Linked DNA regions of Mus musculus: region 1 is linked to region 2. A link is a contact called in ENCODE Hi-C or POLR2A ChIA-PET data. All regions are on one chromosome and are shown on one strand. The core of a region is the stretch at or near the end of the contact, and the rest is flanking DNA. Distances in the headings are between cores, read along the strand shown. Region 1 overlaps Gdpd5 (glycerophosphodiester phosphodiesterase domain containing 5). Region 2 holds the start of Serpinh1 (serine (or cysteine) peptidase inhibitor, clade H, member 1).

Region 1 (3,251 bases), core at 131-2,630, 89 kb after region 2:
ATACAGCGAATCAATGCAAACTAGGAAGTTTCATTAATGGGAAGCTGCCTATATTCAGCCCATGAGTTCAAGAAGACCACGTGCTGGTTTTTTTGGTTTTTTTTTTTTTTAAATCACATTTTCTCAGCACTTTTTCTGGTTTCAGTGAATGCTCATGTTAGGAAGAGTTTGTTATGTCCTTGCCACAAGCCTCCCTCCCTTCACTCCCTGAAGCCCTATGATGGGCGTTCCACCATCTCCATCCTCCAGGTGAGCAAACTGGAGTGGTACAGATCTCCACCTCTAAGGCTCCACATTTTCACGTTTTGCCATTGAACTTGAGGTGAATGGCACAGTCAAGGGCATCTTGGGCTCTGTAACACCTGTCATTGCCACAAGGTCCTAAGAGCCAGCAAGAGGCAGTGTGGGGATTAGATCTCAGAGTGTGTTCATCCCTCAGGGTTGTGCTGGCCATGCTCCTGAGGGTGGCGGGCACAGGTGTGTGGAACAGCCCTGGGGTGGTTATCCCGGATCCGCTGTTCATGCGCGAATAAAGGTGCAGTGCAGGGGCCCATGGGAAGGAAGTGTAGTGGCCTTCAGAATGGTGACTCTGGCCGATTCTGCTTCTTGCTTTCTGAGTGCCCACCAGAAGTAGGCATGACTGTCAATAAAGGAAACACTGATTGCCGATAGAGGGCGGGAAGGGCCCGTTTGTGGTTCTCCGACTGCAGCTTCCTGAGAGCTGAGACTGTCCTAGATCCTTGGCTGGGCCATGGCTCAGTGGAGGTCTGTCTGACTTCTGTCCTTCTCCCACCAGGTACCTCTACAACCGCATGGGCTACTGGAGCGACTGGTCCGTGCCCATCCTGGTGACCTCGGCTGCTGCTTTCACATACATCGCAGGCCTCCTGGTATGGAGGGGTTGGGGGAGGGTCCCTTGGTGGCTCTGCTCCCAGGAGGAGCAGGCTTGGCGGTCTACAGGGGTATAGGGCTATTGTCCACCCGGACTCCTTCGGTGTTGCTTGGCAGGAGGAGGTCTCATTTTCCTAGTCTCCTTCGGCTGTCCCTCTGAAAGCCCCTCCCTGCCATCCAGGCAGAGGAGCCATTCTGGCTTTCAGCATCTACTACAGACGTCTTCCAGAAACTGCTTGGGCTGCCTACCCACAGTGCCCTCCACACTGAGAGACTCGGGTTGAGCACACTCAGCACTGGCAGCTCCTTGGGGGCAGGGCTCAGATCTGCCTCTGAATCTCCCAACAAGCTGAAGTGTTATGCAGGGCAGTCTTCCTGCAGCCGAACCCAGGGACCTTTCACAGGGGAATTCCCAAAGGAGGAGGCTTGAGGCCTGGAGTAATCTGGAAGGAAGCCAGGCCTGGACAGGGCTGGCCCGGGCATTCCTGGTGCCTGTGGGGAGGGTGTGTTGCCTGCCTAGGGTCACACCAAGGGCAGGAGTGTGGGGCAGGGTGTTTGGAGAGCTGGCAAGCTTTCTAGGCACACGTGGTGGCTTGACTGGCCCCCTGGGCCTCTCTTCAGGTCCTGGCACTATGTCACATCGCTGTGGGGCAGCAGTTGAACCTGCACTGGATACACAAGGTAATGGAAGGCTGCTCTAAGGGGGAGGGGAACAGAGGCCTGGAAGCACAGGGTAGCCTGGGTGGTCCCTCCCCCTGGCTCGCCTCTGTATCTGCTCTGCTATTCCACTGAACTCTTACTGGGCCAGGCACGGCCTGCCCAGTTTGCATTCACTCCCTTAACCCTTACAGCCCTGCAGAGTACGCATGGCCACCATCCTGCGCTGCAGGGGCAAAACCCAGAGGTTAGACAACATGTGTAAGGTCTCACAGGGTGAATGGGAGGCCTAGTGTTCTGCCCTGCGGCCAGGCACTCAACAGCACCCGCTCTGCCTTCGCTCCGCCTTCTCTACTGTATCCCTGAGTTCTGGTGATGGTGTCTGGGATAGCCCAGACTGTCCCAGTCTGGTCCTGATGACTCTCTGCTACCACCATGGGACAGTCACCTCAGCTTCTACTGTGGGAGACATCATTCCTACCCTTGGCATGCCCACCCTTCCTTGGCTTTTACCCCCTTGCTCTGGCCTTCATTTGTTCTCTCTCTTTGAGCCCTTTTCTGTATTTGAACCCTCTCTTTGCAGCCTGTATCCCAAGGCAGGGGTTCTCCTCAGCTCCGGCAGCCTCCCCTCCCAGATACATTTTACAACATTTGTGTTATCAATTCCATCAGGTGCCTGATCCCAACCCACTCTAATTTGGTGACCCTTGAAGACTAAACTGGCACTGGTGGCTTCTTCTGCTGTCCCCAGTGTTCATTCCAGACTAACTGGTCCAAACCTTCTCTCTCCCTCTCTCTCTCTCCCTTTCCCTCTCTCTCTCCCTCTCCCTCTTCCTTTCCCTCCCCTCTGTCTCTCTCTGCCTCTCTCTGTCCCTCTCTGTCTCTGACACACACACATACACACACACACACACAAACACACACACACACCTATGCTGAGTATAGGTTGTTGATACCTGCTATGCTTGATCAGGGTCATAGGCCTGGGCTAGTCCTGGCCAAAATAGAGCCATCCCCTATGAGGAGCTCTGAGGGGTGGAGATGGGAAGGTGGGGGCTCCAGGGGCTGTGGTAGTGGAGTGGGGAGGAGTCATCTCTTTCACCACAGCATGGCTAGAAGTAGGCACACATTCTAAGAAGAGGCAGAAATGTCTGGAAACAAACAGGACCTAGGAGACTGCCCCAGCTAGCAGGGAGACAGAAGGAAGGAGAGGGAGCACAGGCAAACTTGAGTTAGAGCGGAGCGGGAGGGGAGCACCTTGGGAGCCAGGCCTGGGTGACTGAAGTCTTGCTGGGATGAAGAGAGCAGTCCCTGCTGATGACTCCATACTGAGGACTGCTCTGGGACTTCCTCAGCCCACTCTGGGAGGTGCTTTCTTCTCTCAGCTGCATGGCTAACACTTGAAAGAGGATATCTATCAGCTGGCATCTGGGGACCGGGCACACATGCTGTGGTGACCTCCCGGGGCTGTGCCTGGCTCTCAGCAGGTCAGGTCACACATGCTTGATCCTAAGGGAGAAGCTTGCAGTTCTACAGAGCCAGCCAGATCAGAAGGGTCCCCGAGGGGTCCCTCAGGTGCCCTGTGTCCTGCTCCAGGCCCTTTCCCTTCCTTCCACACCATCCTGCGGGATCTCAGAGGCAGCAGGGCCTGCCAGGCAGAGACGATCCCAGCTGGAGCTGTTTCCAGGCTGGCCTGGCTGGCT
Region 2 (3,379 bases), core at 148-2,647:
GGAGATCATTGCCTGCCTTTTTCATTCTGAAAGAAAACAGAAGAGTGAAGAAATGGGAACCCCTAGAGACGTGGGGAGCAGAGGCCGGTCGGGCCCAGTCCCCAGTGGGTACCCGGAGTAAGGAGGTGGATGACCTCTTTTGCAGAGGCAGAAACCAGGGCCCAGCTTGGGCCTCTTCGGCTCAAGCAGGTCAGGCTTTCTCCCGGGGGCTCTGCCTTCAGCAAAGCTCCCAGGCCGACCACTGTGGAGTCCTGTTACACAGCAACCCACTACAAAAACACCTCGGCAGGGAATCCTCGGAGAGAGACAAAGGACCAGACGGAAATGGGGGATGGGTACAGAACTATCAGAGAGTAGGGTGTGGCCTCGGCCTTACTTCCAGGCAACCAAAGCCCCCAGTTTTCCAAGGGCCTCCATGCGTGCCCTGGATGCCAAAGGGCCCAGAAGGAAGCACAGGAAGTTGATAGCTAGGCCGTTAGACCATACAGGGAATGGATGCCTTCTTCCTTTCGTCTGGAGGCTCAGGAATGTCCCCCAAGCTGGAGGCAGGATACCTCAAAGCCTCAGAGGAAGTCCTCGCCCTGCAGGAACCAGATGGGTGGACGGAAGGACCAGGGTGACTCAAGTCACCCAGGGCCTGTGGACCCTGACGACACCCCTTTCGGGTGAGGTGAAAGCAGAACTAATTGGTCAAGTCCGGCCACCTTCCACATAGGATACTGATTAAAAAGCGACTGCTCCCCAAAGCAAGGGGGTCCTTAACAGCTAGAGATGAGACACCAAGTCTACACCTCTTGTGCTAGGTTCAGAGGCCCCTACACAGCCTGTGGGGAGGTTGGTCTGGGATCAATCACTGCGGGTCCCTGGGCCTCCACTCCTGAGTTAGGGACTGCAGAGCTGGCCCTTCCCCGTGGACGATGGGACAGTCAGGTCTTTCCCCTCCCCTCTCAGTTGTGCAGAAGGTCACCAGCATTTAGTCCCAGCTCTACGCATTCCCTCTCACCACCTTTAACCTTCCCCGAGCTGAGACTTCTCCGTACTTTACCAGGCAGTCCGCGTACTAGACCGCAGCTCCAGGGAACCCAGGCAAGTGACAGTTCCAAGTCCGATCTTTCACTGCCCACCTGTGTCAGGACCCCAAGCTTTGGAGCGATCCGTTCCCCCTTGGCCAATGCGCAACCCCAAATCGCCCGGCCGCTCCCGCCCCTCACCTGGGCCGGGCTGGGCTGCTCCGGGACCGACAGGGCAATCGCTCCTCAGACAGGCTCTGCTCAGCTCACTGCCCCGGGCCCTGGATCTATATATGGCTGGCCCCACCCCCTCCTGCCTGTCCCAAGAAACTTCTGGAAAGTTGGAAACGCTTCCGGAGGGCGCCGTGGCTCGGAGAGGAGAAAAAAAGCCAAAGACCTCCCCCAAACCACCCTGGCTCCCGCCCCTGTGCCTGCGGGCTCTCTCCCAGCCCCTGGGTCCTACTGCCCCCTCGCCCTACTAGGTAGAGGGGACTCTCCTCCCGCACCAGCTAGACCTTGGGAGCCAGGGCATTCTTGGGATTCCGCGGTCCTGGACGTGGAAAAGCAGGGTTTAGACTCGAGAGTGAACTGAAGGCAGACAGGCTCCAAAGTCCTGCGCTCGGGGACTGGAGTTGTCGTCTTCTCGGGGTTGCCCACACAAGCCTGCTCTGATCACATATCCCTTCTGCCCCACATGACCCTGCTCTGCCCCAGTAGATCCATTGCCTACTGTTATCAAGCTTTAATCAGGGACCCCTGATGCTACTCCTTAGTCAGGGGCCCTCTCCTTTGCCTTAGGAAAAAGTCAGAGGCAGGGGTCCCTCTCCAAACCAGGGTTCACCCTTGAAACATCCCTGGGGAGGAGAGGCCCTGAGAATTCTAGCTGGACCCTCACCCTGGCAACCAAGTCTTGAACTGATTTCAGACAGACACCTAGGTGGTTCCACTGGACATGAAGTAGTATACAGCAGGGAACATCCTGGATGAATTAAATACAGCATTGTGTGACTTTCCTTCTGGGCCAGTACCCTTGGTTGATGTTAAGTCCTAACTGCCCCTTTCTCCGTCTCAAATGGGTCATCCCTGCTATCTCCTTCCCTCCCTCCCTATCTCCATTGCCTCTTGGGGCTCAGGGTCTCACTATCTCAGGCTCTCCCGCCCCACCCCACCTCTTACACTGAGATAGCTTCTTGAGCCCTGAGTTAACTGATAGTATTCTTTACTATTCTAGTGTCATGCACAAATCTGCACAACTGGGCAAAGTCCCTGCCTTCAGGACCTCCTTTGTGAGGGGTGTGTGCAGCTAGTGGGGAATTCAGTAGGTGAGGCCTGTTGTTTTAGGATCCTCCTATCTTCTGATAGTGGAATGACAGACAACAGATGGACATCACTAGAGAGGAGGTGGAGTGAGAGGCTTTTCCCCCTCTTTTCAGTGCACTGGGGCTGGAACCCAGATCCTCAGGAAAACCAGGAAAGAAAGCATCCTGCCACTGAGCCCCAGCCCCAGCCCCAGAGAGACCCTGTATGCATTCACTCACATTCAATCAACAGACTCATAAGTATTTTCTTTCTCCCAGATGCAGAGCCTGTGGAACAGATGTATCCTTGCACTCAGCATCCCAAAAGATGAGTTCTCTGCAGTTATAGAGAACAGTGGGGGAGGGAATGGACCCCCAGCCTTCCCCACTTCGGGCTGAGGGAAATATTAGATCCTAATAGACTTAGACCCCAATCAAAGGATCAGAGAGTATACGGATTTGCAAGTGACTGCCACAGATGATAATATCATTCAGAAGCCCCACAACGTCTTTGAACTTCGTGAAGGAATCTTAGCTTGGTAGGATCTCAGAGTCAAAGGTCTTGAGAAGAAGAAAAAAAAAATCATGGTACCAGGCCTAGCGTCACATGCCTGATGGCCCAGGATGCTGGAGACACTGGGTCAAGGTAAACCTAAGGTAAACGCTTAGGACTTCGTCCCTATCTGCAAACTTAGTATCCTTATGAATGTCCCCCAAAGGCAAGGGCCTGCCTCTCTCTAAGAACAGTGACCTGGCAGCCGCTATTGTTTTGTAGAACAGATCTGATCTTGAGCAAACTTTGTAGGCAAAAGGAGGGCGGTATCCATCTTTGTGGTGGCTGATTCTCCTTCCCGTCCTCCTGCATCCTCTATGTACTGCTTATGTGAATAAATCTTTGCTAGGAAAGGATTCCACCTAGATTCCAGACCCCCTTTCTATTATCATCCTCGTCTTGGCTCTTGGGGTCTTCTGGAATTCAGTTGGTAGGCTGTGAGCTGAAGGAGCAGTGTGCATCCAAGCTGGGGGTGGTGGTGGTGTGGAGGTTTGCTGGGTTATCCACAGGTCTAGTGT

Evidence for each region. Hi-C counts contacts between places; a loop is a spot of excess contacts on that map. ChIA-PET counts read pairs that join two places held with the same protein, here RNA polymerase II (POLR2A).
Region 1: POLR2A ChIA-PET joins it to region 2 with 11 read pairs in Patski. The contact joins the enhancer-like site here to the promoter of Serpinh1 in region 2. A Hi-C loop is called at or near these places in 1 of 37 maps with a recorded cell type or tissue (T-helper 2 cell). POLR2A ChIA-PET finds 5 or more read pairs at or near these places in 2 of 5 experiments (Patski and embryonic stem cell).

Annotation. Positions count from the first base shown.
Region 1 is chr7:99,440,376-99,443,626 of GRCm38, forward strand. It overlaps Gdpd5 (glycerophosphodiester phosphodiesterase domain containing 5), which reads left to right. Exons shown (of 18, transcript NM_201352.3): 6 at 797-890; 7 at 1,513-1,572. Among named protein-coding and RNA genes, the nearest start is that of Klhl35, 24 kb to the right of the region's middle. Within about 2 kb of position 1,381, at least 1 of the 3 ENCODE cell types and tissues checked has a DNase peak (open chromatin) inside an H3K27ac peak, as active enhancers do.
Region 2 is chr7:99,351,842-99,355,220 of GRCm38, forward strand. Serpinh1 (serine (or cysteine) peptidase inhibitor, clade H, member 1) reads right to left here and starts at 1,398. Exons shown (of 5, transcript NM_001111044.1): 1 at 1,212-1,398.